Regions from separate parts of the Homo sapiens genome. Here region 2 is linked to region 1. Evidence: chromatin loops called from intact Hi-C (ENCODE). Cell type or tissue: PC-3. All regions are shown on one strand. Links, peaks and the distances in the headings refer to the core of each region. The heading gives the core; the rest is flanking DNA. Region 1 overlaps LOC339975 (a long non-coding RNA gene). Region 2 overlaps LINC02492 (long intergenic non-protein coding RNA 2492).

Region 1 (4,401 bases), core at 259-4,258:
GATGGGTGTAGCATTTTGTGGGTAGCTGGATTTTTTGATCAGACAAAGTTCAGAATCAAACTGCCAATATAATAGTTCTGTACGAGAAAAAAAAAGGTAAGGAATGGAAGATAGGGATACTATAAAGTAGGAGATATACGACAGGAAATCCATGCCAATAACTCTACATTTACCTCCTAAATGAAGATGTAGCCTTGTTGATCATTGGTTTCAACAAAGTATCAAGAGAGGCACTGATGTCTGCCCATAAGTGTGCAAACTTTTAGGATGTTCTTCCTGAATGGGTATAAAAAGGCTGAGGAATAGTAGGAAACTGAGATACTCTGATCAAGCAATACCCCTTCTGATGTGAACCACGTCTGCCTATATATTTGGCTAAATAAATTGGGAACTTAATCTAATTTTGTCTTGGTTGTCTTTGTGTAGTAGTTTTTTCCTGCTGAATTCTAAGTCCACCTTAAGTAATAAACTTTAAAAATCATTTGTCCTTTCTGGGTTCTATGCTGGGGTCGAGAAGGTGTCATTTTAGTATAGATAATGTAGGCATTTTTTTTCCAAGGAGTGAAATATTTATTGTGAATAAAATTGAAGATATTAATTTCCAAATTCCCCTTGTTGGTAAAGACATAGGAAGAAAACAGAAATGCCCTTGGCAGATGAAAGAAGGATTGCTAGGCACTGCAGACTCAGTACATGGGGAAGTTTAAAATTAAGAGACAAAAGAACAAGTTTGTAAAGCCAGCTTTAGAGGTTTCACAATGAAGGAGCTTAAAAGTGAAGGCTTTGGACATTCAGATGCTGGAGCCTCGGTAGAGGCAACATGCTGGGTAGTGCTGAGTACATTTATTTAGAAGTCATTGAATTGTCTTTTCTATTTATGATCTGTGTATTGAAGCTATTCACCAGATTCTTATTTGTGCTTTTCTTCATAGCATGCATTTTACTTGCCATTAATTGATTCAAAATTATTTTTCTAGCAATTATTCATGCTGATGTGCTCAAGCTTTATTGTTAGATCTAGAAACAGTGATAGGTAAGATGTCCTGAGTACTTGCCCAGGGATATTCACTAAATCTTCACAGCAATTCTAGGACAGAGTCAACATTACCCTGTCACAGCTGGGGATGCTAGGCCTTAGAGAAGTTTAGGAACTTGTCCAAGGTCACACACAATTAGTAAAAATAGTAGAATTGGAATTTGAACCTGGGTAGTTGGGCTCCAGGCCTCCTCCTCTTATCCATTTTATCAAACCAAGTAACACTGTACATTGTTTACGTTGTTTTATTGGAATTATACATAGCATTCTGGAGTGCAACTTAGATTCAAGATACCACATGTACTTTTTATGTTCTGAAGTTTTACATCTAATCTATTCCTACAAATTAATGTATTTTAATCATAATGTCAGTGTAGCATCTAGACATAAAAAAATGGGTATATTACCTTGAACCACCCAAATTTGACCAGTAGGTTGAAAAGAAGTATGGCTGCATTCTGCGCTTCCTCTCTGACACTCTAGCACAGGGCATTGAGGTATAAGAGAATATCAATATTGGCACATATCCAACTCACAGATGTTTGTCTTTTCTTGATGCTCCCTGGTGCCTTAGCTTTGGCCACAGTGCACATAAGCAAAGTGACAGGGCAAGAGAGCCACAAGGAGAAGAGGCTGGAAGTGCAAGAAGGCTGAATGTACGTGAGATGTAGACCAAGGGCCAGGGGCCCAGATTCACAATAGACATCTGCAGTGGGAGGTTGCTGCAGCTACTAGAGATTGCAAGAAGGCAACTATTAGAATCGAAGTCTGTCATGCCTGCTACATGAACTGCAAACATAATTTGGAGGCAGAAGATCCAGTCTGAGGGCTGGTCACGTAGGCATTCTTGGGAGAGGGCAGTACAGGCATGCCTCAGAAATATTGTGAGTTCAATTTCAGACCACTGCAATAAAGAGAACATTTCAATAAAGTGAGTCACACGAAGACTTTGGTTTCCCAGTGCATATAAATCTATGTTTACACTGTACTGTAGTCTATTAAGTATGCAGTAGCATTATTAAAAAATACTCTACATACCTTAATTAAAAATACTTCATTGCTAAAAATGCAACCAACAATCAGAGCCTCCAGCAAAGTCATAATCTTTTTCTGGTGGGAATCTTGCCTCTATGTTGATGGCTTCTGACGGATCAAGGTGTTGAATGCTGAAGGTTAAGGTTGCTGTGGCAATTTCTTAACATAAGACAACAGTGAAGTTTGCTGCATCAATTGACTTTTCCTTTCAGACAATATTTCTTTGTTGCATATGATGCTGCTTGATAGCATTTTTGTCATATTAGAACTTCTTTCAAAATTGGAGTTAATTCTCTCAAGCCCTGCCACTGCTTGATCAACTAAATTTATGTAATACTTTAAATCTTTTGTTGTCATTTCAACAATGTCACAGCATCTTCACCAGGAGAAGATTCTGTCCCAAGAAGCCACTTTCTTAGCTGATCCATAAGTTGCGATTCCTCATCTGTTATAGTTTGATCATGAGATTCCAGCAACTCAGTCACATCCTCATGCTCCACTTCTAATTTCAGTTCTCTTGCTAGTTCTACAACATCTGCAGTTACTTTCTCCACTGAAGTCTTCAATCCCTCAATATTATCTGTGACAGTTGGAACCAACTTCTTCCGAACTCCTGTGAATGTTGACATTTTGACCTCCTCCCATGAATTTCGAATGTCCTGAATAGCATCCCAAATGTTAAATTCTTTCCAGAAGGTTTCCAACTTACTTTTCCCAGATGCGTCAGAGCAATCACTGTCTATGGCAGCTGTGGCTTTATGAAATATATTTCACAAATAATAAGACTTGAAAGTTGAAATGACTCCTTGATCCATGGGCTGCAGAATAGATGTTGTGCTAGCAGACATGAAAACAACATTAATATCTTTGTACATCTCCATCACAGCTCTTAAGACAGGTACATTGTCAAAGAGCAGTAATGTTTTGAAAAGAATCCTTTTTGTTTTTCTGAAAAGTAGTTCTCAACAGTGGGCTTAAAATATTGAGTATACCATGCTGTTAAAAGATGTGCTGACATCCTAGCTTCCCTGTTCCCTTTACATAGCACAAGAAGAGCAGATTTAGCATAATTCTTAAGGGTCCTAGGATTTTTAGAATGGTAAATGAGCATTGGCTTCAACTTAAAAAGTAACGAGCTAGGTTGGGTGTTGTGGCTCATGCCTGTAATCCCAGCACTTTGGAATGCTGAGGTGGGAGGATTGCTTGAGCCCAGGAGTTTGAGACCAGCCTGGGCAACATAGTGAGACCTTGTCTCTAGTAAAAATGAAATAAAATATTTTTGAAATTTGAAAAAAAAATACAGCAGTTACATTAGCCCTTCACAAGAAAGTCAGCCTGTCCTTTGAAGCTTTGAAGCCATGCATTGACTTCTTTCCAGTTATGAAAGCCTTCTTAAATAGGAGATGCCATTTGCCTCTGATGGCTCTTCTTTCAGTAGGAGGGTGTTTTGTATAGATTAAAAATCAGTTGTTTAGTGTAGCTACGTTCATCAATGATCTTAGGTAGATCCTCTGGATAACTTACTGCAGCTTCTACGCTAGTATTTGCTGCATCACCTAGCACTGTTATGTTATGGAGATGGCTTCTTTTCTTAAACCTCATGATCCAGCCTTTGCTAGCTTGAAACTTTTCTTCTGCCAATTCCTCACCTCTCTCAGGCTTCATAGAATTGAATAGAGTTAGGGCCCTGTGCTGGATTAAGCTTCGGCTTAAGAAAATATTGTAGCTGGTTTGATTTTCTGTGCAGACCACTCAAACTTTCTTTAAATCGGCAGTTAGGTTGTTTTGCTTTCTTACCATTTGTGTGTTCACTGGAGTAGCAGTTTTAATATCATTCAGGAACTTTTCCTTTGGATTCACAACGTGGGTAACTGCTTGGTGCAAGAGGCCCAGCTTTTAACCTGTTTTGGCTTTGGACATTCTATCCCCACTAAGCTGAATCATTTCTAGCTTTTGATTTAGGGTAAGAGATGTGTGACTCTTCCTCTCACTTGAAAACCTAGAGGCTACTGTGGGGTTATTAATTGGCCTAATTCCCGTCGTTGTGTCTTAGGCCTGAGGAGCGGGAGAGAGATTGGAAAATGGCTGGTCAGTGGAGCAGTCGGTGCTCATGCAACATTTCTGGATTAAATTCTTTGTCTTACATGGGTGCAGTTCATGGTGCCTCAAGACAATTACAATAGTAATATCAAAGGTCACTGATCACAGATCATCATAAGAAACACAATAATAACGACAATTTGAAATCACAAGAATTACCAAAATGTGACATGGTGATATGAAGCGGGACATGCTGGGAAAATGGCACTAATAGACTTGCTTGAGGCCAG
Region 2 (4,401 bases), core at 315-4,314, 280 kb after region 1:
TATCTACATAGGAAGATACCTAATTAGAAAAGGGTGAGTCCTGTATGAAAAAAACATAAAATTGAATTTAAGAACATAAAAGAAAGTGAAAACAGACCTACATCCTACGCCAGGTTAAGAGAGTTCCATATAATAGAAAAGTTTTTAATTCCTAAATTAATAAATTCTGTTCAATTTTTAAAGATAAGCATGTTTCCAAGAAACACTACCATTCAAAGCTTCATCTGGAAGAGTGAATTTAAAAACATAGACAAAGGAATTTTTTTTTTTTGAGATGGAGTCTCGCACTGTCGCCCAGGCTGGAGTGCAGTTGCGCCATCTCGGCTCACTGCAACCCCTGCCCCCTGGGTTCAAACAATTCTCCTGCCTCAGCCTCCCAAGTAGCTGGGATTACAGGCACCCGCCACCTTGCCCAGCTAATTTTTTGTGTTTTTAGTAGAGATGGGGTTTCATTATGTTGGTCAGGCTGGTCTTGAACTCCTGACCTCATGTGATCCACCCACCTCGGCCTCCCAAAGTGCTGGGATTACAGGTGTGAGCCACCACACCTGGCCAACAAAGGAATTTTTTAAAAAGAACAAGACTGTGAGGTGAAGCTAAAGAACTAGCCCTTAACAACATAAAAACATACCATAAAGTTGTAATAATTCAGTTAATCTCCATTACTGTTTTAAGTGAGGATTTGGCATAAGAAAGGAAAAAATCAATCTGTGAAACAGAATAGGAAATATAGAAACTGACCCATGTGTATAACTCATGTGCAGAATGATAAAGGTAAATCATTCAAAATTGTAGGAAAAGGATGGATAGGAAAATACAATAAAAATAGAATTTGAAAACCTATTTATCCATTTGTGGGGTAAAAATAACTTTACAGCTCACATGTCATATATTCCAGATTCAGTAAAACCATAATATTATTGTAAAAAATAGAATAATTTTCAGAATATGGAAGGCCTTGTAAGTAATAACTGGGAAAAAAACAATAATGGGAAAGACAGACAAGTTTGGCTACATAGAATGTAAATTTTTGTATAATAATAATAATAAAAGTAATATAAATAGAAGTCAAGAGACAGACTGGGAGAAACTCTTCCACTTAGAAAACATACAAAGACAATACCACACATTGGTGAAGAAAGGATGTAGACTGCGTTTGTCTGACTGTCTGACTTTGTGCCCAGCTCTGCCACCAACTGTGACCTTGGGCAAGGTCATTGTCATCAATTTGTTTAATATAGTTGCTGCTTTGGCATCCATTCCTAAGCCAGACATTTTATATATATATATATATATATATATATATATATATATATATATATATATTCCCCCCCAGACGGAGTTTCGCTTATGTCGACCAGGCTGGAGTAGGAGTACAATGGGGCAATCTTGGCTCACCGCAACCTCTGCCTCCTAGATTCAGGCGATTCTCCTGCCTCAGCCTCCCGAGTAGCTGGGATTACAGGCGTGCGCCACCACACCTAATTTTGGGATTTTTTTTTTTTTAAGTAGAGACGGAGTTTTATCATGTTGGTCAGGCTGGTCTTGAACTCCTGACCTCAGGGGATCCACCCACCCTGGCCTCCCAAAGTGCTGGGATTACAGGCGTGAGCCACCTTGCTCAGCCGTTAATATATTTTTTGAAGCTCAGCCGCACCCCATCACCTTTGTCCTAGTTAAACCTCCCCTCGCGTGTGAGTAGTTGTGATACAGCCTGCTTCTTCCTCATCTCACTGACCTGAAACCCAGCACACCCCACGGCTGCTGGTGGTGGTGAAGCCTCCTGGTCAGCACCAGAAACTATAACAAAGTTCCTCGCTTTGCCGTGGTTTCTTTACAGTCGCCCATCCACACCTGCACAGGGAAGGCCTAGGGGAAAACACCCATGGACCCCAATAAAGGCACAGCCCCCAAGTCCTCCCTCTCTCAGTCAGCCGCACCTTCTGCTTGAGCCTGTGTCCCTGACAGCCCTGACTGCTCCCCGCTTCCTGCTGGCCCCGTAAGGTCTGCTGCCCTCCCGCCGCGGGGTCTGTGAGTAATAAAACTGCTCTGTTCTGGATTTCGCTGTACTGCCTCCACTGTGTCTCACCTGGCCGACTCACCTGAACCCAGCTTCTTTCTCCGTCAAGACTCTCCTAGAGATCGGCCATCCTGGTAGGAATAAACTGCACACAGGTCAGGCAAGAGCCACAGGGTGTCTGCCAGTATCAACAAGCTTCTTGTGGAAGGGAGGCCTGGTCACAGGTTGGACATTTAGGCAGTAGGCTGTCTGCCAGAATGAAGTCGTTAGTAAAAGGCACACTGTCAACATCCGTGACCAAATGCCCAGGAATCTCATCAGGGCAGGGCTAAAGTTTGTAGCCACTCTGCTGAGAGAGACCTCCAGACGAAATGAGAAGCTACGTGCGCGCACACACACACACACACACACACACACACCCCAGTCTTTCAGCTCTCTGTGTCTCAATTCCCTTATTTGTAAAATGGGGACAGATGTGCCGGCTCACTGTACTGAAAGAATGAAATGCAGTCATCTATAAAAAGTGCTTAGAGCAGTACCAGGACTCAATTACCATTGGGTGTTATTATTATTATATACAACCAAAAACATCTAGAATATTTGACTATGCGAAAAACTCCTAAAATTAGTTTTAGAAGTATAAACAATACAATTTACAAATGAGCAAAAAATAAAGACAGGCAACTCACAAAAGAAACATGAATAGCCAATAAATAGAAACCAAAAATTTTCAACCACAATGATAATCAAAGAAATGCAAATTAAAATATCAGTAAGATGCCAACCTGCATGCATCAGGTTAGAAAACGTATGGGATAACTATGGCGATGGATACGACAACACCATAGTCAGACAGCCTGTTGACAGGCAGGCAGTCATTCCTACCAGTGTTGGTGAATACAAACCCATGCATTCTTTTGGGGGGTGAATTTGGTAGAATATTATAAAATGTAAAATGTAAACACTCTTTCATCTAACAGCTCCAATCCTTGAGTCTGCACTAGAGAAATACTCTAAACAGGTATTGTTCATCACTGAGAAGGTAGGACAGCCTCTAAATGCCCTACTTACAATACTGTAAGATAATTAGTAGTTCATGGTTCAATGCAACGATGCATATCTGTACATATTGCCAAGAAATTTTCAGTCATACTGTTGTTATTTTTTAAATTGAAGAACAATATATAAAAACTGGTCCCATATATATTTTAAAGCCCACAATAAAAAATAGTATATAATATAGAATTTACACATATAAACATATGTGGCATATAAAACATATTTATAGAACATATGTAAAATCATATGTATCATATGTAAATGAAGAGCAACAGTGATCAATTCTAAGGGGAAGGCATATGGGTAGGGGATTGGAGGAACAGAGATTTATCAAGGTTGAATTTTGTTTGCTGTGTATTGACTGAATTATTTACAATAAGGATGCATTCACTTACGGATTGTGAAATTTTAAAATTAAAAAAAAAGACCTGACATATAGGTAATATTCAGTAAATAATTGCTGTTATTGTAGATGTGAATGTAATTATTAATCTTGAAATTATGTATTAGTCTCTTGCTCTTTTTTTTTTGAGATGGAGTTTTGCTCTTGTTGCCCAGGCTGGAGTGCAATAGCATGATCTCGGCTCACTGCAACCCTCGCCTCTCGAGTTCAAGTGATTCTCCTGCCTCAGCCTCCCAAGTAGCTGAGATTACAGGTGCACACCACCATATCCAGCTAATTTTTGTATTTTTAGTAGAGACGGGGTTTCACCATGTTGGTCAGGCTGGTCTCGAACTCCTGACCTCATGTGATCCACCCGCCTCGACCTCCCAAAATGCTGGGATTACAGGCATGAACCACCACGCCCAGCCATCTCTTGATCTTAAGGCACCAAGAGTCTGCTTTTCTGACAACCAGAATGCCACTGTACTATTATTTTTTTTTAAGCTGAAGTCTTCAAACCAGTTTCATACAACCAAAGCAAAGAGGAAGCCTACAGAGTTTCATAAAGTGACCAGGAACAGCTGTCTGGATTGATTCGAAATGAAAGAAAAGCTCGAACTTCCACTGCAGCAATCTTGTACAGCACTTTACTTCGGTAGACCTGACCCAAGCAGCACAGAGCCCGGCATTTGCAAAGGGGAGTATACTTTCAGACATAATGGGAAAGAAGAGAATTAGCATTTTAAGGGTTGTGTCTTTTTTGCTTTATTTATTCATGCTTTATTTTCATCTTTTTAAATAAATCACATTAATAGGCTATATCTGTGTAGCAGACAGAAATGTAATTTATTTGAGAAAGGCAAAAATAAATTGCCATTGGTTTTTAATTTTGATTGTTAATAAGATGATACAGTTAATACTGATTTAAAACGCCTGC

What was found. A loop is a pair of places that touch in the nucleus more often than their neighbours do. Peaks named below come from ENCODE experiments on the same cell type or tissue, not always from the same donor. Only the 100,000 strongest peaks of a DNase experiment are listed, where the experiment ranks them.
Region 2: a loop joins it to region 1, with 2.3 times the contacts of the local background. A loop is called at or near these places in 1 of 110 quality-filtered maps.

The regions. Positions count from the first base shown.
Region 1 is chr4:187,307,739-187,312,139 of GRCh38, forward strand. LOC339975 (a long non-coding RNA gene) reads right to left here. Exons shown (of 5, transcript NR_038931.1): 2 at 1,444-1,940. Among named protein-coding and RNA genes, the nearest start is that of LINC02514, 61 kb to the right of the region's middle. In PC-3, for the core only: no CTCF peak of the experiment used is centred there; a DNase peak (open chromatin) is centred at 1,833; H3K27ac peaks cover 1,143 bases.
Region 2 is chr4:187,584,744-187,589,144 of GRCh38, forward strand. The region is part of intron 2 of LINC02492 (long intergenic non-protein coding RNA 2492); the gene reads right to left. All of the region lies in intron 2 of LOC105377604 (a long non-coding RNA gene), which reads right to left. Among named protein-coding and RNA genes, the nearest start is that of LINC02492, 86 kb to the right of the region's middle. In PC-3, for the core only: no CTCF peak of the experiment used is centred there; a DNase peak (open chromatin) is centred at 2,298; H3K4me3 peaks cover 1,621 bases; H3K27ac peaks cover 1,650 bases.